Linked DNA regions of Homo sapiens: regions 2 and 3 are each linked to region 1. The links are chromatin loops, found by intact Hi-C in ENCODE. Cell type or tissue: PC-3. All regions are shown on one strand. Links, peaks and the distances in the headings refer to the core of each region. The heading gives the core; the rest is flanking DNA.

Evidence for each region. Peaks named below come from ENCODE experiments on the same cell type or tissue, not always from the same donor. Only the 100,000 strongest peaks of a DNase experiment are listed, where the experiment ranks them.
Region 2: a loop joins it to region 1, with 9 times the contacts of the local background. A loop is called at or near these places in 9 of 110 quality-filtered maps.
Region 3: a loop joins it to region 1, with 5 times the contacts of the local background. A loop is called at or near these places in 3 of 110 quality-filtered maps.

What each region holds. Positions count from the first base shown.
Region 1 is chr1:177,176,240-177,187,124 of GRCh38, forward strand. The region is part of intron 1 of BRINP2 (BMP/retinoic acid inducible neural specific 2); the gene reads left to right. Among named protein-coding and RNA genes, the nearest start is that of BRINP2, 11 kb to the left of the region's middle. RefSeq lists an enhancer at 5,297-5,858. In PC-3, for the core only: a CTCF peak has its summit at 5,636 (motif pointing left); a DNase peak (open chromatin) is centred at 5,662; H3K4me3 peaks cover 643 bases.
Region 2 is chr1:176,943,955-176,954,839 of GRCh38, forward strand. It overlaps ASTN1 (astrotactin 1), which reads right to left. Exons shown (of 23, transcript NM_004319.3): 12 at 5,231-5,397; 13 at 1,972-2,166; 14 at 1-64. Among named protein-coding and RNA genes, the nearest start is that of MIR488, 80 kb to the right of the region's middle. In PC-3, for the core only: CTCF peaks have their summits at 5,226 and 5,428; no DNase peak of the experiment used is centred there.
Region 3 is chr1:177,350,522-177,361,406 of GRCh38, forward strand. It overlaps LINC01645 (long intergenic non-protein coding RNA 1645), which reads left to right and starts at 1,065. Exons shown (of 4, transcript NR_126001.1): 1 at 1,065-1,129; 2 at 6,326-6,544. In PC-3, for the core only: a CTCF peak has its summit at 5,272 (motif pointing left); a DNase peak (open chromatin) is centred at 5,260.

The DNA.
Region 1 (10,885 bases), core at 1,170-9,169:
TGCCAATATGATAGCATATTGGCATCATGTGGGTCTTGAGCACTTGAAATGTATGCTGTAAATGTAAAATATGCATTGGGTTTTGAAGACTTGGTTTGAAAAGAAAAGCAATGTAAAATATCTCATCAATATTTTTAATCTTCATTACATGTTAAAAAGATAATATTCTGAATACATTGAGTTAAATCAAATATATTAAGATTAGTTTCACCCATTTCTTTTTTATTTTTTAATGTGGCTACTAGAAAAGTTAAAATTATGTAAGTGGCTGGCATTATTATTATTATTATTATTATTATTATTATTATTATTATTTTTGGATAGTGTTAACAAAGGCCCTGCAAAGTAGTGACAGGTTAATGGGGAAAAGGTGCAGAGGCATGAAATAGGAGGAGTTGGTGACATAAAAAGAGAAAGAACATGGAGGGAGGGGTCAGGAGCAGCCCAGAGTGAGCCTTAAGGCATGTATTTCTAAAATTTCAATTCAAGAAGGGCACAAATAGCATACACCAACCTATATTTATTTGAAGAGGGACCTTGTTAACTGTAATTAAGCCCACCCAAAGCCTTTGGGAAGCATTACAGCTCTCAGCTCACATACAAAGAGTGAGCCGGTGGGTGGCTTGGTAATTTTATCCTAATATTTTCGAGTTTTTGAATGACAGTAGAAATAACCGAGTAACTAATCTTTAGGGTCTTACTCCAAAGGGTGAGGACACAATAGTGGGATCAGCTGGGTATGTTTGTCTTTCAAATTTCCTCCTTTCTTTTTATCTCTACCACATTATGATCATTCCTTGTGAGAGCTTTCTGTTTTCTTATCAATATGTTGATAGTGTGGTGGGGAGAAAGAAAGGCATGGCCATGTATTAAAGATTATTTTGTGAAATAATTAGCTGGGCGTGGTGGTGCAAGTCTGTAATTCCAGCTGCTTGGGAGACTGAGGCAGGAGAATCGCTTGAACTCAGGAGGTGGAGGTTGCAGTGAGCCAAGATTGCGCCACTGCACTCCAGCCTGGGCAACAGAGCGAGACTCTTTATAAAAACAAACAAACAAACAACAACAACAACAACAACAACAACAAAATTTGTGGACCTACCAAGAAGAAGAATGGGGAGAAGACACAATAATTGAATTTTTAAAAATTACAGATTGGAATATTATAACTCATTCATTGTCATTATTGTCATTCACTGCAATAAGTTTGGCCACAACTTGAACTCATATTTGCTTATCATTCTATAGTTCACAAAAGGTTTTCACAAGCTTTCTCTCACTTGATTCTCACAACCCTGTGGGATGGTTATTAACTCCATTCAAGGTTTTTCATAACCTGCCCCAAATTACCTTTATTACTGTATTTTCTAATCCTTCTCTTTCTATTTACTTCATTCAATCTTGCTTAATCAAACTACTCTACTTACTGTTCGTACATGTTAACCACGTAAAAGGGGGATTATTACCTCTTGTATTTTCAGTTTTATCATCTATAGAAGTAAAAAATAGTAATGCTAGATCTCTCAAAGGGTTATGCTAAATGTTAAATAAGATAAAATAAGTAAGGTGCCAAACATAGTTTCAGGCACATTGTAGATGCTCAACAAATGTTAACACTCTTTCTTACTAAAGGTCTTCACTTTGACATCACCAAGATTAAAATTCAAAACTAAAATCAGTGTGCACCAATTCACATCCCAAGCTATTCCTTTCCCCAAATTCCTGCTTTGGTTAAAGGTACCAAAATCCACCCGACTTCCAAACGAATAATGAAGAAATGTAAATTGTCCTGGGCTCTGCTTTCTCTCACACTGCCCCTACATGCCCCTCCAGGCTTGACAGGGTCTACCTCCTAATGATTTCTCAAAGCCATCCTCTCCTCCTCACCCCTCGTGCTACTGTCTGATGCCAGGCTCTCACCCTTCTCTCCAGCATCTTCCCAGGACTTGATCTCTGTATCTCTTCCCTTGAAGGCTAGCCAGTCCAGTCTCTTCCCTGCAGCCAGGATGATCTTTCAAAATAGTAAATTTGACCATGCTTTTCCTCTTACTGTAATTCTCCAGTGACTCCCCACTATTGTCAAAATAACAATTGCTTAGCATAACAAACAGGAGCTCCTTCATGAGCTGGTCCAATAACCTCTCTGTGCATCTTTCCTACATCCCGCTTCTCACAGCAGCCACTTCAAACACCAGGCAGCTCCCTCAGCACTCTGGAGCCTTAGAGGTCTTGAGTTGTTTTCATGCAGAATCTTCCCCTGTCCTATTCTCTGCTTCTTGAAGGGTTACTGAGCTTTAAGACTCTGTAAATAGTATCCCTCTATGAAGTCTTCTCTGAAACTCTGGGACAGAATTAATTGCCTCCCCCTCTAGACTCCTACACATCTTGTTCAAATTCTGTTTTTGCTCTGTACTCACCACACCATTCTGACTTGTTGATATGGCCATCTCCTGCACCAAGCAGCAGGGCTGGGATCGAGGCTCGAAGACATACTTCTCTGAAAATACTTATTGAGTATATTATTAAGAGTGTGTAGTGCTGGGTCATATTCCTAGGCACTGAGGATTCAGCAAACAGCAACACAGATAAAAGGTCTGCCCTCAAGTTGCTTCCATTCTAGACAGAAGGTATGATTATAATCATGATAATCATGGTTATTATGGACATTGCCGATAATAGCTAACACCTTAATAGTACTTAAGTGTCAGGCAGACACTGTACTGAAGTTTTACACAAATAAACTCATTTGATCCTATAAGGTAAGTAGGTTTGTTATTTTATAGACGCTGAGTTGAAAGCCCAGAGAGGCTAAGTAACTTGCCCAAGACCACACAGCTAGTAACTAGGGGAGCTGGCATTCTAATCAAGTTTAGACCCCGAGTCCACATTCTTTATTACTATGGTATCCAGAAAAATAACAATATAAACAAATAAATAATTTCAAGTGCTGATAATGAAGAAGATAAAATAGAGTATTGTCAGACAGAGTGACTGAGGCATCGGTCAGGGAAAGTCTCTTAGAGAAAGTAACATTCAAATTGAGGTGTAATTTGTCAATTGAGAAAAGTAGAAATTCTAGAGTTGGATCTGGGAATCTAAAGAGGAGAAAAATTGTTTCTTCTATGTAACCAAGACACTAGCTGCTGTGATGTTCACTTGTCACTGCTGGAGGTACCACACTCAAGCCTGGGTGGCCTTGGGGTACAGCAAATAGCCCAAATGTTCCCAAACCTATCCCCTATCAATCTATTTGTCCCTCCTGTTCTTTTGGGTTAAGACATATCTCAGAAGGTGTCCAGTATGCTGCATCCTACAAGGGTAGGAAGCATGGCACACACACACTCTTTCTCTCACACACACACTCTTTCTCTCACACACACACACCTGTTTTGCTGAACCACTTTATTTCACTTCTCTCCTGTGAACAACGTGTCACTCAGAACCTTAGCAAAGTGACAGACAGAGGCATAGCAAAAGGGCTGGGGACAACCCAGAGGCATGAGTAAAAGGGGAAAAGAAAATTATTTTTTAACAAGATGAGAAGTGAATTGGACTGGAGGGAGAAATGGGAATTTGATCAAGGAGGGGTATGCAGAGGGGGTTGATTCTGAGATGCTGGCAGTGTTCTGTTTCTTGACCCGAGGGCAAGTTTGCTCTACAATTTTATGTATATACACACACATCTATACACACATATGTACGTATGTATTCACACACACGCACACCCCGTATATACACATGCATGCATCTATACCTTCTGAATGAATATCTCTTATAATAAAAGGTTAAAGAAATGATTTGGCGAGCAGATGAAATGGGTGGGACAAGTTCATACATATTTAATATACTCCCAATGCCTATTTTATGATAAAAATTGTACTAGGTTCATTTTTACTTATATTATCTCATTTAATTTTTATTACAACCTTATGAAGTAAGTGTCATTCCTGTTTTGCATATGGAAACTGAGGAAGGCAAAGCATAGAGGAGCAACCAACATTCAGACTCTGGGCTCTTGCCCCTGCACCATGCCCTCTGCCTTCCACCCTGGGTGGCTCTGAGGTTCAATGGGGTGGGTGACTTTTGGGTAAGACAAACCTGGGCATCAATCTGGTCATAGTCACTTACCCACTGTGTGACCTCTGCTATGTGTGGCTTGTATCAGCCTCAGTACCCCCACCTAGTAAAATGGATATTACACCTTATGTTGCACAAAAATTGTAAAGATTAAAGACAATGATTGACAAATAGCAGAGTTGAGCATCCTTAAGCCTGGAGGAAAAGGTTTCCCTGAATTATACAAGGACATATTCACAGTGGTTTTCATCTCTCAAAAAAGCAGTGGAAGACTTTCATCAATAAACCCTTACCTAAAACCCCAATATATAAAGCAGATAAAAGGGGAGCTCTCTCGTTGGAGCAGGCCTAGGGGGTCTGGAGCTCCGCCACCTGTTTCTTCTCTTTCCTCACCCACAAGTGTTCCCTAGGGCAACTCCTTGGAACCTAAAAGTATTCAAAACACATTGAAGACCACTGCAGAAGTTCTTTAAAAAGCAAAACTTGTGATTCATTTAAAATCACAGGTGATATATTAAAATTGATTTTAAAATATAAGACTTTCACTCACCCAGACACATCTGCGAAGTTCTGTGAGACTAGGACCAATCATTGTTGTTCTCCCTCGTTCTCAGTAATTGAAAATGCAAGGAGTTCAATGTCTATGAATGAGCGCCTGCTGTGTGCCAGGCACTATACTAGATGCTGAGAGTATGCACTGTAAGATCTCTTTCAAGTCTAACAACTCTCTATGAAGTAGATACTATTATTCTCGTTTTGAAGATGAAAAAATAAAATGGGTACAGAGAGGTTAAGTCAATTACCCAAGATCTCACATCTAGTGAATAGTGGAGTTGGGATTCAAACAAGTGTTGCAGGATGAATTAGAAAGCCAGAATTTTGCCATTAACTCCTGCAGCCTCTTCAACAGTGGACTGGGAGGAACAAGTGCCTTGCTCAAAGTTTCGTGCTTTTTCCCAATACTCCTCAGTTGTGATTTTTTTTCTTCTGTTTTCATTAGGGTACCCAGGTCTCCCAGAACGAAGGCAGCGGTCCTCCCTCGCGGGGAGCCCCAGCTCAGGGAGGGCAGAACATCAGGCCCAGCGGCAGCGGGTAGCTGGTGACTGGGGCCTGCCTGTCCCTCACTCCGGTTCATGCCCCATCCCCACCACGAGGCTGCCGGGCTGAGAGCGCGGAGACTCCTGCTAGGCTGTAGTCTGGCAGGCCGGGGGACTGGGTTTACTGGAAGAGTGTGAGGTGGGGATGCAGAGGGAGGTCCTTGAAATCCCCTTGAGACATAGAAATAACTAAGCACGCAGTGAGGACTGTGGGGGCAGCTAATGTCTGCCACCCCCTCACTCGGTGTTCAGCCATTTATCATCAATACGTCGTTAGGCAGGAGCAGGGGCAGGTGGCTGACGGGTGTGCCGGCGGCTGGCGGGGTCTTGGGAGGCGCCCTGCACACGCCTCTTCTTTCTGAAATCTCCGACCTTTCGGATTTGAGCCGCGAGGGACCGCGGAGCAAGGGCAGCCTCCTCCGGAAGCCTCGGGTCACTAGAGACCCCTAGAGGCGAAAAGCTGTGTTACAAGCCCCCGGCCGCAGAGGCGCAGGCGGGATTCTTGCCCCGGAGGTTGCCGAGGAGTGGCCGGTACCTTTCCTAAAACCCTTATCTGTAAGTACACTCCGGCAAGCTCGAAAGGGACAGCAGGGGAGCCATGTGTGCGTGCGCGTGTGCGGAGAAGGAATGGGGAGGGACAGTTGCATTTGCAGAAGCAATCCTGTCTGGAACTAAGCTGATTAGTCCTGGTGCCGTCCCTCCCTCCCTGCCCCACCCCTCCCATCCTCCCTGCCCCACCCCTCCCATCCTCCCTTAGCTCCCTCACTCAGCCTCACTCAGCCCCTGCAGCAATCCAGAGACTGCCCTCTTTGGCAACTCCCCACCACCTCCATCAAGATAATATCCTTCCCTCAGGGCCCTTCACACCTCTCAGTAACCTGATCAACTAATTTGTGTTAAGGTATTAATGACTAATAATGATTTAATGTGCTGCCCTCCCAATTAACACTAGAACATTTCAAAAGAGAAATTCACAGATTTTAACCCAAGTGAGACATGGTGCTTTTCCTTGTTGAGAGGAATTGTAGGCCCTTCAAAACGAACCATACAGACAGCTGCTGATTCTTTACATACGCTGCATCACTCCTGAGCTTAGCAATGTTTGGAGGCTTTATGCAAAGGCTCAAGCAGAATTTCCCAAAGAGGGCTGCTCTGAGCTACAACCCTTAAAGAACGCACCAGTACAGGCTTAATGAAGAAAAGAAACCTGGTGCCGCAATATCATGTCTTTAGAAGTTTCGATGGTTTTTTTTTGCTCTCGTATGTGACGACATGGTCATTGAGAGAAGAGGCTCAGGCATGGTGAACTTGGGTTCAAGTCTTTGGCAGGCTCTGCTACGTACCATGTATTTGATCTTGCCAAGTTACTTTACTACATTAGCCTCAGGATGCACATCTGTGAAATGGATGTGGTACAACTCACAGGGTTAGAGTATGAAATGAAATAATGCAGAATTAGTACTCATCAAGTCTGATATGTAGAATGCTCCATAAATGACAGTTCTTTTTCTTAAACTTAGGGGTTTTGTTGTTGTTGTTGTTGTTTTTCTTTTTTTTTCTTTTCTTTTTTTTCTTTTTTTGCCCTGTCTCAAACTCTCAGTGCAGGGCAGCATGCAAATGCTGTATTTATTTATTATTTAAAAGCAGGATGAAGCAATCCAGCCTCCTAGGCATGGTTGGTTTGGTAATGAACTAGATTTCTTTCCAGGTGATGGCAGTGTGTGAGCTTTTTTTTTTTTTTTTTTTTTTTTTCTTTTTCTGCTTCGTTTCTTTAGATGTATCTCACAAATGCAGTGAGCAAAATGGATTTGGCAGTGACTTAAAAAGACTTCATGTATTTTGGAAAGAAAAAAAAAAGCCACAACAAAAACTGGTTTGTTTTTGTGATATATGGTTCATGTGATATGACAAAAATCCATTTTTATGCTTAGGAAAATTGGCTAATTTTAAAACAGTTGACACATGCCATATGCATATAGAGTAATGATGGATTTTGCTCAGGCAAACAACAGAAGAACACAGGGCCAGCAATATCTTTGTTAGGGCTTTAGTTGCTTAAATTCTTATTTGATGGGCAGATCTGCCCCACGTAGGAGAGGAGAGTGACAGGAAAAATGGACTCATCATGGCCTCAGGTAATGGAGTCAGATATTTGATCATAAAGATACTAAGCTTAGGACACAGACACTGTGTTTTCATTAAATCAGTGAGAAGAGACTTGGGAATGTACCAATGTAGCAAGCTTATATTCAAGAAAGTAAACAGTTTATGAAGATATTTTCTGGATAAAAGGTGTGGATGGTGCAAAGGATACTGACGTGGTGAACCATCATATTAAACTTACCCTGGTCATTCTTCCTGTTGGAGACATGAATGATTTTTGAACTTCAAATACTGTTTATAATGTGCTTTGGGTTCCTCTGGTTTACAGTTCTGCATAAATCACACTGAAAAGGGAATCCCACATGTTTTCCATTACTGCTAGATAGGGAAAAGAGACTGCATATGAAAGTAAGATGCTACAAAGATGGGACATTCAATGAGAAATAATTATGAAAACTTTTTTAAAGAGAGAGATAAGTGCTCTATTATCTTGATTTCCTTCCACTTTCAGTTCCCCATACACATCGACCAGATACCCAGCTCCTTATAGGCCGATGGTATGCAATCTACTTGACTCATAAAAGCATTTGGCTTTTATTTTACTTTATTTCTTTCAAGGCAAGATTTAATTAGTGACTGCAGAGAAAAAAAGCTGAACAGCTTAGAGGAGGTTTATGGTTAGGTTTGTAGGACTCAGCAATTTGACATTCTAATCCTGTCATTTCTCACCTTAAACTGAACAGAGTCAGCAGGGTTTTTTCCCCATAATTCATCCAGTTATTAGGTCTCCCCTCCCCTTACTTTTCACCCTCATCCTTTGTTTCATCTAACTTTTTGTGTATGCAGTCCTCTACTACATGGTTCTCCCCAACCCCACCCCAACTCTCAGGATAGCAACAAACAAACAAACAAAACTGATATCTTGGTGGCTCATTCATGACTGAGCCATCTAGAAGATAAATTCTTTCTCTCCCTACTTTAATTCCTAGAATGTGCCATCTATCTCTCATGTGAACTTGACTTCTAAGATGACTGCAGCCAAGGTCCTACAATGATGCGAAGAGGCCAAGTAGTATGTCTACTTCCCTTTTTAATTATAAACTATAAACATTTTGAAGGTAGAGCCTGAGTCTTTTTTTTTTTTAATCATTTTTTTCCCCAGATCCCTGGCTCAATACTGAGCACAGGGAAGACTTTTATGTTTATGCAGTTAAAAATAAAATAACAAAAACCCCAATACCTCATCGTCTACCCCACCACACCCATTTCCATTAAAATATGGGTTACTAGAAAGTTAACAAGAATCTTTCCTATTAAGAATATTTAGTGTTCAGGATTTCAAATGTATATGTTACAAAATTAGGGATGTGTTTCCTTTAAGGCAGTGGTTCTCAAAATGCAATGTGCACCTGGGGAGCTTATTAAAATGCAGAATCCCCAGCCCCTCCTCCAGAGAATCTGATTCTGTAGGTCTTGCATGAGATTCAGAAAACTGAATTTTAACAAGCAGATGATATACAGACCGCATTTTGAGAAATACCATTTTAAGGCAATCCAAATGAAATGTTACCCATACTCGGTTTGGTAGAATATTAACGTCGCCTAAGTGGTTAATGGTTGTCATGTTGGAAAAAAAAAAAGGTTCTGCGATTAGAAAAGTTGGAGAACGTGCCCTCCTTTCCACCCATCCCCTCATAGGCACTCGGAGGTTCACAATGCACTTATCACATTAGACCGGTCTGGAAAGGTCTACAATAAAGAAACATGTTTTATCTTTGTTTAGCCAAGTATTTCCAATATATCTTGACCTTGAAACTTTTTTTGATCTTATTACCAAACACCTATTAAATATGTGTTTAAATAAATTTTCTATGGAAAGTACTGCCGTAAGGGAGAAGGAACCACCTACAGGAGGAGGGTGATATTGCAGCCCAGCCATATTATCCCTATTAAATTTCCAAAGGAGAGAATGAACAAAGTGCATGCGGAGTTAGGGGAAAATCACTAACCATGTGGGATATCTTACAGCCTGGAGAAGTATTTATAAACAAACGTAATCATTCTTTATTGAGCATTTAATATTTATCAGGCACTAGTCTATGTTTTTAATATGTATTAACTCATTTAATTCTCAGAACAATCCTATAAGTCAGACACTTGTATTATTCCCATTTTACTGAAGAGGAAACTGAGACACTGAAAGGCTCATAATTCCCTAGAGATTACAAAGGTAGGAAGTGACACAGTGGAATTTGAACCCAAGCAGTGTGCCTTGAGAGCCTACCCTGTTCACAGCTCTATCAGACAGCCTCTCCTCTAGTAGCAGTGTTCTGGAAATTACTGCCAGTGAGGAATGAGCTCCCATCAGACATAACCTGTTCAGGAGCTATGCTGTCCCAATGCCGCAGGATACTCCTTTATACATGAAGGCCTGTGATCATTGCCCTTTATTCATCAGATAATTTATTATAATGACTGCCTGAACCTCTGAAAGATTTTGCTGTACTTAAACACAAAATATGCTTAGCAAAACAACCTGACAAGGATGATTCATGGATAGCAATTAAGTGCAGAATCCTGTGCCTACCAAATCCTAAATTGGGTTGAAGATCTGGCCATCCCGCTGACAACTTGATATGGAATACAGTAGGCTGGCCCTTGTCAGTCCACCCCACTCTCAACCCTCTCATTGCTCCTGGGCATGGGAGGTATCCCTGAAGGGGCAAGCTCTATGGATGACACAATTCCAATTCCAATTTTGGCCTCTGGCAAGTTGCTTCACTTCTATGGCCCTGAGTTTCCTAATCATAATACAAAAAAGAAAAAAAGGAGGATAGACTAATGATAACTGTTAGGTTAGTGCAAAAGTAATTGCAATTTTTTGCTACTGAAAGTAACGGCAAAAACTGCAATTACTTTTGCACCAACCTAAAACGTTGTAAGCCATATATATACATATGGTTTATTCCAATGTTTGCCACAGGAGCAGTGTTTGGTCTCTTGTGCTCTTAGGTCCTGAGGGTGAGATCGCTCCTTGTCTGTGCCTTCAAAGATACTTATGTAGAGGTAATGGAGGTCAAAGTTAGGACCCTGGGAAGTGAGAGGGAATTGAGGAAGAAAACTCTTGGCTTCCAGATCCTGGATCTCTTCCAAAATGCATGTGGGATTTGGGTCACTGGGCCTTATAATACAACCAGGATTCCTGGTTACTTTAATTTTCTCCTTTGTAAAAATATGAATAATGCTAGTTGTAGGCGTATCCCACTGGGAACTTTGCATCTTGTTCATTAACAAATGCTTAAGAAGTATCACATCACACTAAGCAGGCATTTCTCAAAGAGCCAACACATTCCAGGCATCATTTTAGACACTCCACAAATGTGAACTAAACAATATGCGCCTTTTAATGGCAATTTAGGCAAGTTAGTTCTTGGCCTGAGGTTACACAAGTGGGAGAGGCAAAGTCCAAACCTAAGTCAGATCTGTCTGACCCAAACTGCCAATTTTTCCTCTCAACCACTTAGAAAAGGTATGAGGAGGGGAAGTGACAGGAGGGACAAATGAGGTCTGGCTCTCCAGTGACGGAGTTTTAGAAAGAACCATTTCAAAAC
Region 2 (10,885 bases), core at 1,735-9,734, 230 kb before region 1:
CACAGTGGCCACCACAAGACCATCTGGCAGTTGCTGGTCTAAACCACGAGCAAAGTTGTTTTGCCTAGAAAGAGGGTAGACCTTCATTTCTGAGTGTTCAGGTGAACCTGACTCCTTACTGAGCATTTTTTTTTTTTTTTGAGACGGAGTTTCACTCTTGTTGCCCAGGCTGGAGTGCAATGGCAGGATCTCAGCTCACCGCAACCTCTGCCTCCAGGGTTCAAGCAATTCTCCTGCCTCAGCCTCCTGAGTGCTGGGATTACAGGCATGTGCCACCACGCCCGGCTAATTTCAACCCACAATGTAAAATTATTATTTTTGTTGGGACATTGTCTCACTCTGTCACCCAGGTTGGAGTGCAGTGGCACAATCATAGCTCACTACAGCCTTGACCTCCTGGGCTCAGGTGATCCTCCCACCTCAGCCTCCCAGGTAACTGAAACTACAGGCATGTGCCACCACACCTGGCTAATTTTTTGTATTTTTTGTAGAGATGGGGTTTCACCATGTTGCCAAGACTGGTCTCAAACTCCTGAGCTCAAGCGAACCACCCACCACCTTGGCCTCCCAAAGTGCTGAGATTATAGGCGTGAGCCACAGTAAATGGCCTCCCAATGTAAAATTCTTTCTGAACCAAGAAGTTCCCCTCACCTGAACCCCACTGTAAATACATGTCGGAGTAAGACGTAATGGGTATGATTGGTGGGGTGAGGGCTGCGGAAATGGGAAATAAACCAGCTGAAAAGATCTACCAAAAGGGTAAAGACTATGCTTTCCTCTTTCCCAACTCAGTCCCTACTTCCTGACCTCCTCTCGACAAGATCTAGGCAGAGGCAGTCTCATTTCTAGACTACAGTGAAGACTTCAGCCACCACTAGATTAGTGATGACACCTCACTTCTTGCCTTTGGCAAACCAATTCCCAGGCTAAAAGGGGAAATGTTAGTAATGTCTCCTGTCTACAACAGAAAAAGCAGCTGATTCCAAAAACTGTCTTGAAAATTGACTATCAGTTTGCTCATGAGGGTCTAGGCCCAGGTTGCTGTCAACTGCTGGTCCATATCATAATACTGACATCCTCCTCCTCTTCCTCCTCTTCCTCATCATCATCTCCCAGAAAATATTTTCCCATGGGTTCTAAGAAGATGTATTTAAATAGTCCAAGGCAGAACAGGGACAGGCATTGAATGGAGAACCACCTAGAAATATTCTAAATCAATGGTTTGAAACATTTTATTCTCAGGACTCCTTTACACTCTTAAAAATAATTGAAGGCCCCAAGTAGCTTTATTATATTTATATAAAAAGGCCCAATTATGTCTATCAATATGTACAATATTAGAAGTTAAAATAGAAATTTTAAAAATTTATTAATTCACGTAAAAACAATGAATTCATTCAATATTAACATATTTTATAAAACATGAGAGAAGTAATATTTTATATTTTTTGCAAATTTAAAAAATATCTAACAATTGAAGATAGCTGGATTCTCATATCTGAATTCAATTTATGGTAATATCTTGTTTGGGAAGAAAATTCAGCTTTTCTGTAGTTGGAAAAGGCAGGACCTTGGATATGCCCTAAGAGGGTTCCTGGGACCCTTAGGTATCCTTGGATGACACTGTGAAGACTGCTGTTCTAGACTGACTCACACACTGATGCTTCCATTCATAGGGAAATGGAGCTTGAGCATTTTCGTGTGGGCTTCCATGCAAAATCTTCCAGTCCCTGCCTGGGCAAAGTAAAATCTCATTTAACACTTTACTGTTAATCCAAACTAAGCATGGTTCTTGGATTCTGGAAGAAGGAATGTAGACTTGGAGAAGACCAAGGGTAAGAATGTAGTCTATCCCTTTAGACATATCATATTTACCCTGCTCCAACATATAAAGCTTTATGCTAGTGCAAACTCTTTAGAGAAAGTCCACCAACAGTCTTGAACAATCAGTTCTATGTATATGAGGTTTACCTGAATGTTCCTTTCAGCACCTGTCCGGCAGCCACTTCCTTGGAATGGTTGTTGTAACCAAAGAACATCTCCCCAAAGAGGGTCTGGTTCATGGGAAGCTCCCTGCTTTCCCCACAGTCACTTCCCTCTGGACAGGTCTCCGTGATGAGTTGGCAAGAGCGTCCATCCACACCAAGCTTGTAGTCCTCGATGCACCTAGCACAGAGGAGAGCTCAATATAAGAAGTTATTCCATCAATGACCCATGCAGGCAAGTCAACCCCGTATATTGGGAGGAAATGCCTTTGACAGCATGTTGGATCACCAAAGATTAGATTTCCAAGTTATATTCCAATTTGATTTTGACTCATTGTTTTTTTAAGCCTGTAAACTGAGGCTCCTTTCATCATGTGATCAGACTAAATCTCTCACCTTTGCTGTGCAGAGAAGTGCTGTCAGAACTTTAGAGTAGCCTCTCCTCTAATAACTGTACAGTTACCCAAATAGGTCAGGGTAAGAATCACTGAAGATAAGCTTGCAAATGAGTTAGCACATTTAAATCCAAGATATTCTAGAGCTTTTCTTAAGAACCATCTACATGGTCAGACCCTGCATTTGTTTGAAGGGTAATAAGGCAGCAAAAGGAATGACACCATGCTTAAGAAATTAATAACTTTCTAATCTGGTCCTGTGATAAGTCAACTAAGAAATTAGAAAGATTTATCATCTCCTGGCACTGTACTGTTTGAATGTATCCAAACACAATATCAACCCATAAAAACTCCTCCTCCATTAGGAGTAGCCTTCCTGAACTAAATAGACCCTAGGGCACACAGTGTGAATGCCATGTGCACCATTAACCAACAACTGCTTCCTTGGCATCCTCCTCATTAGGATGGAAAAGCAACATCAATGTTAGTAAATATGGGTCAGCAACTCATAAGTCATTAATTGGACCTTATTTGTAGTTATAGTGAGAAGAATTTACATTTTTTAGCTAAAGTAAGAACTTTTCTCATAAGGCTGTCATTAAAAAAGAATATTGATTTAATCTGGGTCTCTCATTGGGCATAAACCAAATTTAGAATTTAAAGATGCTCATGATATTAAAGCACATCATTTATTCCTATCCACAGTCACTGTTATAATAAGATAAAGAACTCTGTCTTATGTAGAGGAACAAGGAATAATATAGCGAGAAGCAATATTGTAATAGCAGTGACTTTGTCCTTTACATGGAAACCTTGGGCCAGCTGATTAACCTCTCTGAGCTTCAGTTTCCAAAACTGTAGAAATGGGAAAAAAGTAGCTGCTTCACTGGGTTGTTGAGAAGATTGAGAGACTGCATGTAATGAGCTTATGCAGTGCCTAACACATAGCTAGTGTTCATTAAATATTACTATTTGTAGAAGTAGAGGTGCAAATGAGGCCCATGTTCATGCACCTTTAACTGCTTTTTCCATTTACCATTTATATATTTGTGTGAACAGGTGTGATTAGAGCTCTTTAATTATAAATGTATGTGATTTGGTCTTTATATAAGAATCTCAAATCAAGGACTTCTTCGGCACGCTATATATAGTACCTTAGATAGTGCTAAACACACGTGTGTCTGATTCTTATTGAAACAGGAAAGAAATCCAGTCCAGGTCCTACTACATTAGTCCAGGAAATAGATGTGACTCAAGATTCCCAGAGGATTCCATGACACCAGCTTAGGTCTGGGACAAGATAGTGAAGTGGTTCCTTCCTTGAGCAATAGCACAGTGTTTCTAGGAAGAATTCTGAAGCTGGCTGGTTCCCTCTCAGTCCACCTTGAACATCTGGACAGCTTCCCCTTTCACACTGCCTCATCTTCCTCATTCTCCTGACCATGTGTCCCACTGTAAACTCCTTTGAGGGGAAAGATCAGGTCGGGTATCCTGTTCTTTTTCCAACACCTGACACCCAGGGTTCTCTGTGCAAAGTAGGTGCTCAAATATATGTTTATTAAATAAATACATTTATATAACTTTGGCTGAATTGACCTCTATTAATTGAAATGGGTCAACCCTAATGATAACATTACAGAGAATATTAAGATATAGAGCAAGCTTCCATTTATGGTATGAGAGTTTACAAGAAACTGAATGTGAAAATGGTTCAATTACAAAGAAATAAAATGAAACACAATAAAATAACATTACATGATTATTCAGCAGGCACTGGCTTTGGGCAACAATCCAGCCTAGTTTTATGACTATAAACATTGATTATCATTGCAAGCCTATCAGACTGTGAGATCCTTGAGGGCAAGAACTATATGTTATTTATCTTTGCAGCTCAGTGGTCGGCACAGTTTGTGGCATAAAGTAAGTTCTGTCCTTAGCAGGTCGGAAGAGAGAGGGGAGGGGAGGGAGAGGGGGGAGAATGGAGAGTGGGGGAAGGATAGACAAGCTAACTATGGCTGTAGAAGAATAGCTGAATCTTTGTTTACTTTATAAATATAGCATAAAATGTCTTTAAATATAATTCCAGTCAGCAGTATAAATTTAAATTTCCAGAGAACCACAGAACTTTTGAAAAATCAGGGAGGGCCTGAATCCAGTCGTAATCTTCTCACTCACCATCTTCCCAGCTTTGAGGGAGTCACTTAACCTCACTGTGCATTAGTTTTTCCATCTGTAAAATGGGTTTGCATTGCTTGCCCTGCTCCCTCACAGAGTGATCCTGAGAAGAGATGAACTGAGGTGGGTGGGAGAGCCTGCCTGCAAGAAAGGGCTCTTCACACGGAGGAATCACTGTGCCTCAGGAGGAGTGGCTGCACACAGTGCTGGGACTTTGGGGGCAGAATTTAGAAAAGTTTCCATTTGTCCAAAGACCACCCCCCTTTTTTGAGAATTGACTAGTTTTGCACACTCTTTCCCGAGTTTTAAACAATAAAAACCTTTTGTCACAAAACACTTAATTAACATAGCCTTTCAAAACACAACTTGGAAAATGCTGGTTTAATTGGAGAATGATTTAAGTAAACCATGTAGTTAACTTCCCCTTGCAGGTAAATTCCCCAGACTCAGTTTCCCCATCTATAGGGGCTGGACTAGACTTAGGTCCCACACAACTTTAAAATGTTCCCCCTCGACTTTAAAAATGTTCCCCCCCAAGTCCTAGAGGCTCTTTCCTCAGAGACTAAGGGATGGCCTAGGGTGACCTATTCACTCACATTTCCTGGATTTAGCATTGAAAGTCCTGCGTCCTGGGACAGATGGACGCCAGGTGGCCTCGCTGGCAGCTCAACTCACCCACAGAACATGAGGATGTTATACAAGGTGGGGTCGTCCGGGAAGGGCGCCATCTGCTGGAGGCACAGCTGCTCACAGCCGCCGTTGAAGCCGTCGGAACAGTCCACCCCGATGTGGCGGTCATAGCAGCCAGAGCTGTCCTTCATGGGACTGAGTCCAGATGGGCACTGGCACAATCAGAAAACATCCACATACGTGGGTGAATCGGGGAACTGAGTTCTCTGGGAACTGAGTGTAACCACTGACACCAATTTGTAGCACTCAGCCTTGAAACTATTAACATTCGCAAGTAATCCATGAATTTCCTACCACAGCAGACTTCTTTTAAAAACAAGTGACCTTTTTTGACGTCTTTCTTCTTCTCTCTAGACACTGATCACACACATTTGCATTAAAGACACTTCCTCCAAAAAGGCTGGAAGAGAGCACTGTAGCAAGACACAGCCGAGGTGTACTGGCCTCCCAAATGGGCCTCTGGCTGGCAGGAGAGTGGAAGTGATGGGCCAGAATGAAAATGCATTTGCAAAGATTCCACTGGGCTACAGGAAGGAAGTGCTGCTCTTTGGCCTTGGTGGTACTATGAGTTTTTTAAGTGTCTAAAGCCCTTTGTCAACAATGGTACCAAATAGCAGTGTTGGGGGGAATGGACTGAGCCAGGGCTTCCAGCCTGAAGGAGGAAGTGAACATTCCCTGTAAGCTTAGAGGGGGGTTGCTCTCATAGTGGGAGTAGCTGTGTCATCACCTCCCTGTGTCAGGGATGCTCTTTGGAAGACACCTAAGACACAAGGGTACCTACTATATGGTCACCCACAGGTGCTGCACTTGGATTTGGCTGGATGCTTTTAATGCAAAATATTTAGCTTTTCAGCACTACCTTGTCCTCAGTAATATACTCCCCAAGAATTATAGCAAAGAGAATATCTAAGAAGGGATGTCTTTTCCCAGGAGAAGACAAAAGGACTTGGTGAGCAATTACAGCACTTACCCATCACCTATTATATGCCAGGCCGTGGTCTAAGGTGCTCACTAACTCATGTGATCCTCACAACACCCCCAGGAGGTAAGCAGTATGATCATCCCCATTTTGCATATGAGGCAACTGAGGCACAGAGAGTTTCACTTTCTTAAAGTCACACAGCTGCTCCTGGCAGAACCATGCTTGAACCCTTTGTAGGTTGGCTGTGGAGTCCGTAACTTAGCTGCTTCATCATTAGCACACACCACACTTAACCGTTTACACAGTAGTCACCGTTTACTGAACACTTATGAGGAGCTTGGCACTATGCTTAAGTACTTTAGGTATTTTATCTCACAATACCCTATATTATCCCTATTTAGAGGTAAGGACACCATTAACATTGCCAGTTAATTCACAAACTCTTCTCACTGCACTGGGCTCTGTTTCAAAGTCAATGACTTTTTTTCCCCATCCTGCACCTTCTGCTTGTGCAACAGATTCTGTACATTTGCATTAGAGCTAATCCTTTCTAATAGGCTGGAAGCAGGTAAATAACTTGCACAAGGTCAAGCAGCAGGAGTCGGGCAGAACTGGGGGTCTGTCCAGATCTGACTCCAATGCTGGGGCTTTTAATGACTATGCTGTATACATATCGCCAACAAGTTAACACACTCCTCCAAAACCAACACCAAACTAAAGCAAAACTTTCTAAACTCAATGAAACACAGTGTTAAACATCTCCCCTCCCTCCCTACTGCCTGGTTTGCACTTTCTCTTTGCTGCCAAGCACCTTGTCTTAGTAGCCCACAGCTGCTGCAGGTGTGCCTCTGAAAACTCACCTCTCCTTCCTCCTCTTTCTTAGTTGAAGATCATCACCAGGCAGGATATGCACTGTTTGCTAACACTAATTCTGTAACTTCCCAAACAAATGGCCCCCTGTGGGCCTGCCAGGCTCCCAGCCTGGTCCATCTCCCTTTCTCCCCATGAAGGCAGCTGGAGTGCTGGAAGGTGACAGCATTTAAAGAAGTTTCCAAGGGCTGCCTCGTGCTGTGCAAACCCAGCTGTTCCAGATGATGGTAAACAAGCAAATGAGGCAGCTGAGGATTGCCCCCCATGTTTTGCTAGCCTCCCACTAATCATATTCCTTGGCCACCCAGCTGTTAGGCCAGATGTGCCACCAGAAGGGAGCTGGCTTCAGCACTGTGCGGCTGCCCAGGCATGGATGCAGGATAGAAACCTGGAAGACATGGAAGTTTGATTGGAATTGAATGGGCTGCACTGGTTGCCATGAGTTTGGTTTATTTTTCCCTCCTTCTAGACAGCTTGCTAGAAGCCATTAAGCAGATAAAGTCAGTCCTTCTTTTATTCCCACCTCATATGGTTTCAGCCCTTGTACCACCTAGCTACCTCAGTCACTAGCCAGTAGTTTCCATCTTTCCAACCACCCGCTTTTTTCAGAGTTCTCCTTCAAGCATGATTTTTGACAAAGACTTTGTTGAATGAAACATGAGCAGGCTTTGTTTCAGAATTCCAAAACCACATCTTGCCTGGCTTTAACGTCTAGATGACCACTGCTATCCCAAATTGGACCAGCTGAAATTCATACTCTCTTAGGCAACTTGCAGAAAAGACAGTTAGCTGTCTTGTCCAGGTTTTTTATTTTTTTACTTATCAATAAAGCCAAAAATAGTATTAATAGCTATCAGAAATTAAGCAATTCTTTGTGTAGAATGGTCTACATATGTTATCTTCAACCCAATAACACAGGTACATTTCATCTTCTACAATTTAAAGATGAGGAAAATTAGACTCAGAAAGATGAGGTAACTTGTCTAGGGTCCCAGTGGTGGAAAATGGCATGATCAGACTTCGGGCCTAGATTGTCTGTCCTGAAAGCATGTGTGTTTTCCATCTACTCCGCCATGCTGCTTCTCTAGTATGATAAAATCTGGATTCATGAGAATCCCTAAAGAAACAAAGTCAATGTGTCAACAAAGCAAAGCAATCCTGTAGATTTGGTGATTGCTTTAAGGAATTCCCAGAGTGTGTTCTGGGGTCAATTATGGATTTGTAGATTCAGCCTAGTATTTTCTTTCTTTCTTTTTTTTCTCTCTCTCTTTTCAAACACACAAACACACACACACACACACGCACATGCATGCATACACACACATGAAGTACCAAAATACTGAGTGTAAATATTTTAGGACAAAACATTATAAAGTGTCCAGAGTGACGACCTTGATGGCGAGTCAAGATCCTCAATCACTGAAAAAGATGCAATTATCCCTACTGCACTGGAACTTGCTTAGGCTGCAGTTCAGAGTAAAACATTTTAGAAAGATTTCCAGAAAAAAAAAAGGCTAAAACCCAAAATAATTTTCTTCTTAACCTTTGGGAACCCGAACACACATTCTTTAAGGAGTTTCCTAAGGTATAAATTTGTTTTGTTTTTTGCCTGAATCTTCTTTCTGCTGTTGCATCCACATTCTGGGTTCCCTCAAAATCTATAGCTAAGTACAAAGAAACCAGAGTCTCCAAACCATGCCCTTCATCCTAGAAGTGTTTGTTGCCAGAGTCCTGTTCTCAGAAAGAAATCCTGCCTCCAGGAGAAGCATGCATTTTCTGTTTGCAAGGGCTGGATATTCTTTTCTCCTGGCTCTGGACAATGCCTCCACTTATTCCTTGAAAGAGAACTGTTTGATCAGGAGAGACCCCCAAGGTCATATATTAACCCTTCTTTGCATAGGTTATATTTAGCATTCCTAGGGACTTTATAAACTACAGGCTTAAGAAGAAAACTCCATTTATTATGGCAACAGCCCTCCCCTAACAAAAAGGTTGAGCAAATGAGCTCATATTTCAGTGACCCCTAAAATACACAAGGTTAATCACCTTTCGTGAGATGCTCATGGCTTCTTGACTTATTAGTGGTATAAGGCATAATTGGCTAATGAGATTAAAATGATTTTTCCCATTCAACTCCTTTTCTTTGTCATCTTTCCCCTCTTTTCCTACCAGTGATTTTTAGTTGATTAATTACTTAGGAGGCTGGTCAAATCTCAGGAAGACTCACTAAGATGCATACTTCCGTTCCAGATTATGAAGTGGGTGCTCTGTTGGGAGATGAGTATGAGAGATAAATACATGAACATATTCAGGGCCTCTGGGAGAAAAGGGATAGATTCTTGCAGCTGATCCTGCCTCACCTTACCTTAGATGATTCATAAGACATGCAACTATAATTCCTATTAGAAATGGGTTCTCTTTTACTAAATGGCAACCTCACTTCTTTTACAAATAATGATTCCCAAACTTTTTGATGGGCTCTGACATGCAGGCTCAAGCCATGCAGGACTTCTCCCAAGGGGAAAAGTTTGATGGAGTCAAATTTATATTTCAGCAGTGATAGCTTCCTGCCTCCATTTCTCTGGAAGCCTCTGAGGCACACTCTTCTGCTTACTGTCCTACAGAGAGAGAGATGGTAATCTGTGATGGTCTCCGCACATCTGTGCTCCAGTAGAGGTGAAATGACACATTTCATGGGAAACCATTGTAGATAGCATGTGGAGGGAAGGGCGGCAGGGTCACTGGGTAATTCAAAGCTCATTAGAGCATAATGCTCTGGCAAGGAAGGTCGTGTGTTCAATACATGAGAAAGTGGGCACCCGATTTCTCCCCTTCCATGGCACAGGCTGCTCACCTGTGTACATTCTTACGTCTTACAAAGCTAAGGCATTTTTTGGCCACTTTCAGAATGAGTGTGAAGTTAAAGAAGGAGCATTAGAGCATGGGTTTTCCTCTTTTTCATTGCATTAGAAATCATTTTCAAAGATTCAAACAAAATTTTATATGAAACCTCAATAGATAGACTTGATAAGGGTGAAGATATCCTGGCTAAAGCTCAGAGCAGGGAGGCTGAAGTCCTGCCAGCCAAGCCTGCTCCAATCCCCACTGCCATCTCCCATGGCTGCTCCCTCCAATGATGTCCCTGGCATAATCCTAGAAACCTGTGAAGATATCACCTCACATGGCAAAAGCGACTTTGCAGATGTGATTAAATTAAGGATCTTGAAATGGAGACATTATCCTGGATTATCTAGGTGGGCTCAATGTAATCACAAGAGTCCTTGAAAGCAGAAAGAGGAGGCAGAATTGGAGAGAGAGGGGGATGTGCTACAGAAAAATGGTCAGAAAAATGCACTGTTGCTGGCTTTAAATATGGGGAAGAGTCATGTGCCAAGAAATCTGGGTGGACTCTAGAATCTGCAAAAGGCAAGGGAATGGATTCCCCCTAGAGCCTCCAGAAAGAATTGCAGTCCTGGTGGCATTTTGATTTTAGCCCAGTGGGAACCATGTTGAATTCTCATCTATAGAGTTGTAAGTCAATAAATATGTGTAACTTATAGCCACTACATCTGTGGTAGTTTGTTACAGAGGCACTAAGATTATAAGTACTCTTGAAAGACCCTATAGGGCTCACTCAATAGACCAGAAAACTGCTGCTCTTGTATATCACCAGTAAGGAACACAGCTCTTACCTTGCACACTAAGAACAATGATTAAGAGCTGGTCATCAGCAGTGGGTAGCTGACCATGATGCTTGGAACCCTCATGAAATTTCAGCAATCCGTGGCTACTGGAGGGCCGTCTGGCTTGGAATGGTGTGACTGTGGTTTGTACAGGTCTGTGCCTTT
Region 3 (10,885 bases), core at 1,205-9,204, 170 kb after region 1:
AAGATTTTTCTCTTAGAGGCGGGGAAAACACAATCTTAACAACCCCATTTTGGTCCTGCAGGTGAGAGTAATAATTGTTTTAATTAATTCAGTTTCTGATTTGGAGTAATTTAATTTCTTCCTTGACTGGTCAATAACATGTCTAATGAAGCGAGTTTCTTTGGAAAATACCAGGCAGGGCCACTTGGTCAGATCAAAGAAGTTCTTGCCTTCCTGGAGGGCTGCTTCCTCCCTGCTGGGCAGGGTGAGGACATGAAGGGGTATCTGGAAATGGGTGTTCCACTCAAGGAGAATAGAGCCACACCTGTGTCAGAGAACAGAGGCTTGCTCCAAAGCCTTCATGGGGTTGCGCTGGAGAGCTGCCTCACACATCACAAGTCGTGGGAGTTCTATAATGTGAGATTTGTTTTCCTGGGAAGGAGGCTGCATCCAGCCTGCCTCTCACATCCACTGTGAAAGAGGAGGTCAGTGCACTAAGGGCAGGTGGCCACAGATGAGAAAGGACAATGTCACTGTGTTAGTCAGCTGTATTAGGCTCACTAACAAAGTAGGGAAACAACAGAAATTTATCTTCTCACCATTCTGAAGGCTGGAAGTCCAAGATCAAGGTGCCAGAAGGGTTGGTGTCTGGTAAGGTCTCTCCTTGGCTTGCAGAGGGCTGCCCTCTTCCCGCGTCCTCATAGGTCGGCCCTCTGTCTGTGTGTTGTTTATATCTTAAACTCCTCTTTTTATAAGGACCCAGCCATATTGGACTGGGGCTCTTCCATATGACTTCATTTTGCCTTAATCACCTCTTTACAGACTGTGTCTCCGAATACAGTAACATTCTGTGGTAGAGGGTTAGGACTTCAGTGTGTGACTTTTTTTTTTTTTTTTTTTTTGAGGCAGGCAGGGGAAACACAATTCAGCCCCTAGCAGTCACCCCCACAGACACTGGAATGAGGAAACCTAGAGTTCTTGGACAGCAAAGTAAGCAGAAACAGCTCGGAGGTTACTTCCTTAAAACTGACCTGTGACCCAGCAACAGGCCTTAAGTTACCACATTCCAAAGTGCCTGTGGGGAGAAACGGCGCAGCTGGGACTCTGTGCTGTGGCAGCCTAAGCGAACCTCTTCACGGGCTAATGACAAGTAAGAAAGGAGAGTGGAGCCTCTGCTGCTGGGATTTTAGTGTGTTTGTGAAAGGGTGTGTCTGTGTGTGTATGTGTGTGAACAAGTGAGCATGCATGTAGGAGAGTGTGTAAGGAAGTGTGAGTGTTGTGTGTATAAGGGTGTGTGTGAAAGTGTGTACATGAGTGGTGTGTGAGTGTGTGTGTGGGTGTTGTGTGAATGAGAGTGTTGTGTGTGTGCTGTGAGTGAATGTGAGTGTTATGTGAGTGAATAAGTGTGCATTGTGTGTGCTATGTGAGTGTGAGTGTTGTGTGTGAATGTGTGTGAATTGTGTATGTGCTATGTGTGTGTTGTGTGAATGAATATGTGTGAGTGTTGTGTGTGTGTTTGAGTAAATGAGTATTGTGAGTGCTGTGTGAGTTTGTGTATTGTGTGAGCGTAGTGTGAGTGAATAAGTGTGTGTGCATTGTGTGGGTGTGAGTGTTGTGTGTGTGACAGAGTGTGTGTGTGTGTGTGTGGTGCTAGGAGGAATCGTGACAGTGGCCAGGTTGCCTGAATTACCTTTCCACCTTTACCACAGATTACTGGGGAGGGCAGGAGGCAGGGCAAGGCATCTGCAATGAGGAGCACCCAGGTGTTCATGTGAGAGAGCAACACAGGAAAAAAAAAAAAGCCTTCAGTCCCGTCAAGGGAAAGAAATGCACAGATCTAGATGCTAATATTCAGGTAGAAGCTGCAAGATTTTGATATTGCAGGCAGTTTGCAAAATCATTTATTTTAGATAAACATTTGCTCATTCTATTGCTCACAGACCATAGGTTCTTCTGAATCTCTCTCACTGGAGGGTCAATACCAGATTTTTCAAACATTAATGAGTACTATCTAGATCTCATGCTTCTCTCAAATTTATTCATCCCAAGTGTATCCCTCCATTCCCTTGTCCTGAAATTTTATAAAATTCCCCAGGAGAAGGAACAGCTCATTTACTCAGCACGTATTTCTTCACATCCCTCCTCTAGGTGGGCTTGGGTTTTCTCCTTGGCACTCATCACTGGGTAACACAGTATGTTTTTACTATTTATCTGGTTTACTCCCTGGCTCCCATACCACCGTGTATGCTCCATGAGGGCAGATAATTGTCCCCCATGGTGTTTCACTGCTACATCTCTAGGGCCTTAAATACTGCCTGATACAGAATAGATGATTTAGAAATATTTGTTCAGTGAATGAGTGTATTTAATGAAAATCTAATATGCTCTAGACATTCTGCTAAGGGCTAGAGAGAAGAAAATAAATGAGATCTGGGCCCTTTCTTCAATTCCCTTGTTGGTGGTAGGATCAGAACTGCATGCAAATGATGGGAGTACAGGTGATAAAGAGCCAGCAGAGGTCTATGAGGTCTTCGGAGAGTGATGTGGGAAGGGGAGGGGTGTGCTTTGCATTGAGCCAAGGAGACAGCAACCTAGGAAAGATGTCACAGTAAGCCGGTACTTTCAGGACAACTTGAACTTTCCTGGCACAAACAGAGCTTGCAGGTGCAAGAGTGAAGTAAGGGGAAGTCTGGGAAAGGGCACGGGGGTGTGAGGGCGCTGATGTGGAAACAGTATAGCATCAGCAAGGAGCTGCACAATCTAGTGTGCAGGACGTTTTGTGTATAGATCAAAGGGGAGAAGAGAAGACACCAAAATATCAGGGCTGAATGTCAGCTAGGGATTGGGAATTTTGTTTCATAGGAGCCTTGGAAGATTTGTTTTTAATATTTCAAGCCTATTAGTAACATGATCAAATTGGGAGTTGTGGTAGAATAAAGGAGAAATGGGACAGGAAGAGACTAGAGGCTGAAATGAGTTAGGAAAGCCCTGCAATAGACCTAGAAGGGCAGGGGAGGGGGAGAAGTGGGCATGGAGTCAACACTGAGAAAGCAGAAGCGACTGATCCGGTGATTAAAAAAGGCAAAGGAGAGAAGAAGCCAGTGGGGATTAGGAGGAATCTGCACCTCCAGCTTGAGCAACTGGGTTAACAGTGGCACCATCCATTCATACGCAGAATGGAGAAAAATGGGAGGTATAATAGGACGCAATTTGAAATGCGCACACACTGTTGAGGGAACCACGTGAGTCTTTAAGAAGTATTTCCTGTCCTTGGAGTCTGCAGAAGCCTTGGGATTGTCATCATCTCCAAAATGAACCAGGAATAATATCATTTTTTGCCTCAATCATCCTTTCCTGCCTCTCAATCCACCTTCCTCTGTACGTACCAAACTGTTCCTTCTGCTCTGCCTTTTCGAGTTGTGCTTGTTTCCCTGCTGATCATGTGTACCCTTACTATAAAGCTAGCATTATCTCCACATTTTGTTGCTTCAAAACTGAACACAAGCATAGCCAAGGCACCAAGGAGACACCACTAGCTGTTTGTTGACTTGAACTACACAGAGCTAAAGATTCAAAGGAGAGAAAGCCTTTCTGTAGTTTTTGTATATATTTAAAACTTTCTTAGCTTAGTAGCTGTTGGGAAGTTTAGAAACACACACACACACACACACACACACACACACACACACACACAGAGAGAAATAAAAATAAAAGCAGGGCGGCTCCTGCTTGGGAGAGACCTTGCCCTTCTCTTTTCTTTGCATATTTAGCTAATTGTCATTATTAGAACCCCACCTTCCAGGCAAGCTGGTAGCAGCACCCAGAGGTTTAAAAATTGTTGGGAAGGTGGGGAGACGAGATGGCATCACTCTTCTGTGTCAGACAGGGACTCTGAGTAAGCACAAGTAACAAGGAGACCTTGAGATCAGGGCAGCTTCTGTGAAGAGTGGGCAGGCAAGCTCAGCCCTGGCAACACCTGGGCACATGACTCTTTCCTAAGTCATAGGAGGCTCCCACTGAGAGAGAGACTGTCTTCTCAGATGGTCCATTACTGCAGGATTACAATCGTAAGAATTAGCTTAGATCCCTTATGAGAGGGACCAGATTGAAGACAATATGCTGCTTAGTTTCCCTAGTTCTCTTCCGTTGCAAACAAGGCTCTAAAAATGCTCTGCAGAACTAAGTCATGAATCATGTAGGAGAGAGCAGGAAAGTCTAGGATGAAGGAGGAACTGCTACCAAAAAAATGAAAACAAACCACAGGATGGGGACTCAATGGCAGGAACTGAAGGGTAAAAGATCCTGTAGCAGGAGTCCCACGGATGTGTACAGAGAGATGAGGGAAAGAAGTCTGAGAATGGAGAAAATTGGGGAAAGGAGCAATAAGAGTTGCCAGAACATTGTCCTATGAATTGTGAAGTAGTCCTAAGACAGGTAGATTCACACAGCTGGTGGATTCACATACCTGGGTGGGCACACGGAGAGTTATTTGCAGACATAGATCAAGCTAGTCTCTAGCACCACCCCGGCTCCCCGACCTTCCCTTCTGGCACTGAGGTCATTGGCATCCCAGAGAGGACCAGTGGTCTCAGTCTTCTGACTTGGGATCACAAAGGCAAAACTCTAGAGGCCTCATGCAGGTTATGTAAGTTGAGTGAACCCAACTAGGTATAGGAAAAATCATCCACCTGGATCTCACTATTGATAGAAACCTGGATACAGAAAAATATGTCTTGACCATCAGGGAATCTGCAGTGTGAGGGGATGACAAAAGGGACTGGCAGTCAACCACAATGTCAGAAGACAATGGGGTGTGGTGGGCTAGGTAGTACACAAGGGGGTCTGTGCCAAGCTGAAGGGTAGGGTCACCCTCCTACAACGCATCATCAGCATTGGAGACTGCGTGTCCAGTGCCTGTTACATATGATTTTTGAGAGAAGCTATACTAATTTTTATATGATGTCTGCCAACTTAAAAATATTCAGATTTTTAGATGTTACAATTGATATACACAGGCACGTTGCATTCAGCCTGCAAGCAGTCAATTTAAAATCCCTGCTCCACTCCAATCTTTCTCATTTTGTATATGGGGAAACAGGCCCATAGAGATGTCTTGCCCTCTGTTGCACTGTGAATTGGGGCAAAGACCACATCTAGAGCCTAGGTCTCCCCAAACCCAGGCCTCCTGCATCTCCTATTGTTTCAGCTTGTTTCTCTGGTTTCCTCAGCCTTACTCCCCACTCTCAGAATCTGTTTTGGCCTCGTATGCTGCCCCCTGGTCGTCAATAACATCACTGCATTATTCCACTCAGCATCCTGTGTACCACACATGTACACCTGCCCCCAAAAAGTCAACAAAAAACTTAATCCTTCAGGACCTGTAGTGAGTTGAGTTGTTCACATTCCCACAAACATGTTCACATCCTAATCCCAGAACCTGTGAATGCTAGTTTATTTGGAAAAAGAGTCTTTGCCGAGGTAATTAAGTTAAAGATGTCGAGATGAGGACGTCATTCTGAGTTAAATGAGCAGGTCCTAAGTGAGTGGTGTCCTTATAAGAGGAAGAGCACAGACAGAAGAGGAGGAGGTAATGTGCCCCTGGATGCAGAGATTGCAGTGATGTGGGCATAAGTCAAGCAAGTCAGCAGCCACCAGAAGGTGGAAGAGGAAAATAATAGATTTCCCCTCAGGGCCTCCAGAGGAGGCACAATCCTGCCAACAGGTTGATTTCAGACTTCTGGCCCCCAAAACTTTGCAAGAGCTAACTGTTGTTTTAAGCCACCTGGTTTATTATAATTTGTTACAGAAGCCACAGGAAACTAATACAGAATGCTTTCTTCTGCTAAGGGATAGGAATTTCCTGTGAGAGTAATAACAGTAATAACTACCATTTTGGGGACATTTCATCTGTACCAGGTCCATATGTTTCCTACAGTCCTCATACCATTTTAAAAAATAGATGTTATCTCCTTCCTTACCCCTCTGCCCACCTATTACAGAAACAGGGAAACAGACACCTAGAAGCCACATAGCTCCTAAGCAGTAGAGTCACGATTTGAACCCCAAGTTCTTTATTCTCACTACATTACCCATAGGGAACTCCCTCAAGTAAGCTTATATAACAGTGAACTTGCAAAGCTCCGAAGAGTGGCTCTTATGGTGGAAGTTTCCGTTCTAATAGGTCACTGTAGACATTTTTGTTTGACGATTACTACACTTCTAAGATTTAATATGTTAAGCTAAATTATGCCAATTAATATTAACAGAAAGAATCATGCTTGGTGCACAGCTCTGTGTCCTGGGCTCATGGTTGAGGCAGAGCTGTGCTAATGCACATGACTTTCAGTTGCAGGCATTGTTGGGCTGTGTCCTAAGGTGAATCAACATAAAGAAAAGCCCTGGCTGCTCGTGCACTGATAACTTCATCTTTTCGGACATCTGGGAACTACCGCCACAATGTCTGGAAAAAAAATGACTTCAAACTAATGCAGCAGAGGCAAACCATGGTTTGGCCAAAAATGGAACAGAATTTACAAGGGAAAAGGGAAGTTCCTGGAGTAATATGGTGAGTAGATTCTGATCCAGAAAAATAAGACTTAAGTATGGATTTTAAATGTTAAGCTTGAGTAGTTAGAGAATTAAAGTTAATCCCTTTAAGCCTCAATTTGCAAATCTGTAAAATGTAAAAATAGAAATAATATGTACATATTATATGGAACAGTTTCTGGCACATATTTGGTTCTCAGTGAATAGTGCTTATTAAATTATTGATGCTGTTGCTATGAATTGTGCTGAGCTCACTCTCTGCCTTATTATACAAAATTTTGACTAAAATATTCTGTAAGAGAATATCACAAAACCATCCCATCACTAGCTTATTTTTTTCTTTTTATAGTTATATTAAGAATTGCAATCCCACACCAGAAATAAGCACCCTTTCAAATTATCCTTTAAAATAACTTGTTGCAAGCATACATAAATTCACTTCACGTATAATATTTTTTCAATTGACTTAGAGTCTGTGAAATCAGACTTGTTAGAGGAAAAAAAATCTATAAAGGCTGCATTCATTCATCCACCAGATATTTATGGAGGAACATCTCCAGAATCAATGCAAAGTGCATAATTGCCCTAAGAGCTATGGGTAAAATGCCATGGGATTATAAACGGAAAAACACAGAGAAGTTGGTTAATTAAAAAATTAAGTGTAAATTCAGAAGAGAGAGAATTACTCTTCAGTAATACATGAGGTTGGGGAGGGAATAAGAGAAATGACAAAAAAGCACAACACAAGGGGAGGCTGTGTGAAGGCGGCTGACTTCTGATTGGATCCTAAAGGAGAGGTCATGTTTCATTGTGCAGAAAAAGGGCTTTCTAATCAAAAAAGAGACAGAAAAATTCTACATGTCTAGGGAAAGCAGCAAATGAGTCTGCTTAATGGGGTAAAGGGTAAATAAAAGTGGATATTTGATTTGATATTGGAAAGGTAAGTAGGAGAGGCTTCAAATATAACCTGAGCATTGTGATCCTTAGTTGCTAGATTATGTGTGTCCTTAACAACCTTAGTCAATGACAGATATGATCAGAAATGGGTATTTTGCAATTTAAGTGTGTAGTCTATGTTGGTGGGAATGAAGGCAGAGAGGATGGTTAGGAGACCATTTTAATAACCTAGATGAGAAGAGAATGAATGTTTAGTTGGGTGGATAAGAAGGGAGTGAAAGAAAACAGAGAGTTAGCTGAGAGACCACCGAATGATTAGATGTGCCAGGCTGAGGGGGAAAAAGTCAAGGATGACTCACAAGTTTTAAATCTAAATGTCTAGGAAAATCTTCTGATAGTAACCTGAATAAAGAACATTGAACAGTGGCAAACTTTTCTGGAAAAACTGATATGCTTAGTTTGGTATGCATGAAGATGCCCATCATGGAAATAAAAAAAAAAAAATGAATTTAGAGAAAGTTTGGCCCTGAAGATTGAGAAGGATAAAGCTCTACATAAGATAATAGTAAATAGCCTTGAGTGAGCTTAAGATTACTAGGAAGAACATAAGGAAAAAGAAAAGAAGGAGACATAGACAGACTCTTGAGGGCAACATCTAATTTCATGTGGGTAGAAGTAAAATATCATGCTGAGAAAGGGCAATCTGGGAGTCAGGAAGAAAATAAAATTATTCCAAGGGCTCTGTATTAGTCAAGGTTCTCCAGTGAAAAAAAATCAATAGAAAGAAAAGGAAAGAAAGAGAAAGAGAGAGAAAGAAAGAGAGTGGGGGAGGGAGGGAGAGAAAGATAAATGAGGAAGGTGGGAAGGAGGGAAGAGAGAAAGGGGGAAAAGGAGGAAGGAAGGAAGAAAGGAAGGAAGGGAAGAGAAGATAAGAAAGGAAAAAAGAAGGAAGGGAAGAAGGAGGTAAGGGAAGGAGGAAGGGAAAGATAAGAAAGGAGGAAATGAAGGGGAGAAACAAGGAAGGAAGTTAGTTAGTTATTAGGGGAAATAACGTACAAGATTATGGAGGCTGAGAAGTCTCACACAGACCATCTGCAAGCTGGCGACCCAGGGAAGCCAGTAGGATGGCTCAGTCCAAGTCCGAAGGCCTGAGAACCAGATGAGAAGACAGTGTAACTCTCAGTCCAAAGCTGAATGCATGAGAACTGGGGGCACCACTCATATAAATTGCAGAGTCCAAAGGCCATAGAACCTGGAGTTCTGATGTCCAAAGATAGGAGAAGAAGGGTGTCTTAGTTCCAGAAGAGAAAGAGATAATTCATCTCTCCTCTGCCTTTCTGTTCTATCTGGGCCCTCAGCTAATTGGACGGTGCCTGCCAGGTTGGGTAAGGGTGGATCTTTCTTACTCAGTTCATTGACTCAAATGCCAGTCTCCTCCAGAAACACCCTCACAGACAAACTCAGAAATAATGCTTTAACAGCATTTACGATGTTTTCAGAAACAAGATATGACTTGCCGTTCAGTTAGTTGTTCCTAGATGGCAACTTCCAGCCTATAGCAAATCCATATACTTAGTATTGTTGTCTTCATAAAATACATTAACAGAGTAACAGTAATATGGCTGCTGGAAGACGCAATGCCTAGATGAAGTGTTCAGAAGATTTTATGGAGTGAAGCAATCAGAAGAAGAGAAGTAGCACCTTTGCCCTTAAAAAATTTCAATGGAGTTTTTATATTAATTTCATATTTAAAATTTATTAAAAACAGAACTATGTGCACAAAATATAATCTCACTTATGAAAATGACAGCCTAAAATCCTGTTTAAGAACCAATTTTCAATATATGGAAGTTGTTCGTGAGCATCTGAGTCATATTAGGATATTCTTGTTACAATTACTACAGTTTGTAGAGAAAATTAACTTTCTGAAGTATTCCATAGGTACAAAAATGATAGGCTTTTTTAAAGTGAGCATTCAATTTTCTAAAATATATTGTTGGGTTTTCCTCATACTGTATTGTATATTTAAATATAATATGCCTTATGTATACAATGTATATAAATTTAAACTATATACATTTGATTAAAAACATAGTATAATAATTGTATATTACATATCTGACATATCAATTTCCTTACATATGCATCTTTCTCTCTGGGTATTTAAAACAAAAACATTCAATAGTGTTTTATTAACATATCTCTAAGAAGAAAGAGGCAGAGGCAACTGCCTTCCCTGACAAACAACTGCTCTCACATTATTTTCAAATTTTCATCATGAAATTGCATTTAGGAAAAGAAGAAGCCATTGGGGTAGGTGGGTGAATATTACAAGAAACTAAGTGAAGAGGTAAAAATAAAATCAGAACCCAATTATCAATTTGAGGAGCAAATATAAGGCGAGCTTCAATTTTTTTTTAATAATCAGGCAGTATCTCAACCTCATGCATTGTTCTGGATGTAAAGATGTGGCTTGGAATATCTCCCTTTCCTAATACTGCACCAAAGAATCAATAATATATGTCAGCTTCCTCAAACCACAGTGGGGTTGGCAAAGGGGCAGCAATCCTGCAGAAGGGAGAGTCAGGTTGGCAGTCAGTAATTGTGCCATCTGCACTTGAATGGTCCTCTCTGCTGACTTCCATTTTGTAAAACTATTAACGGTCAACAGACTATGTATAAAGTACTTACTGTGCCTTTAAAACTTTTTAAACTACTAAGAGCCACTTACACATTTGGGAAGAATTCCATCTGCAGAGACCAAGCTATTACATTAGTTGGGTGAACATGCATTTTAAGGATTACATGTTAATGAAACCAGGTAAAATTTGGTCATTTGAGCAGCTGACCAGGCTTGTGAATGCTGGGACTCTGTACAAAAGAAAGTTCCTATTTGGGTCATTGATTTGCATAATTGAAGTAATTACCTTGGTGCTCTGCCTCACTCTGTCTATAAAACTCACCAGACCAGGGAGGAGTGTCTGTTTGTCAATCAGAATGATGACTTACCTTCACCCTTCCTGTGCCCCAGTAGCATTCCCTGGTTATCTGGCTACCTGCATGGTGGTAAGGGTGTGCCCGGTATGTTTGATCATTGAGGACTTTTCTCTTAGGTTCAGTTGAGGGAAAGATAGCATCAGAGTCATTATTTTTCACAGTCCGGATTTCTTGAATTTAGCTCAGATAAAGAGTATGGTGAGAAGGCCAAAAAGGTGGATGAGGCAGAAGTTAGAACAGGTTTCTGATCTCAGCCTTGTGGCTAACTCGTTGTATAACTCTGATGGATCATGTCATCTCCCCAGCCCTCAGAACACCCCCAGTTAGAATGACAAAGGAACCAGGGTCATTCTAGAGAAAGGGGTCTGGGTCAGGTTAGGTAAAATCACTTCCTCACTGTCACCTATGTACACTGTGAGCTCACTAGCCCCAAACACTCAGATAATTACTTTGATGTTCCATGTCA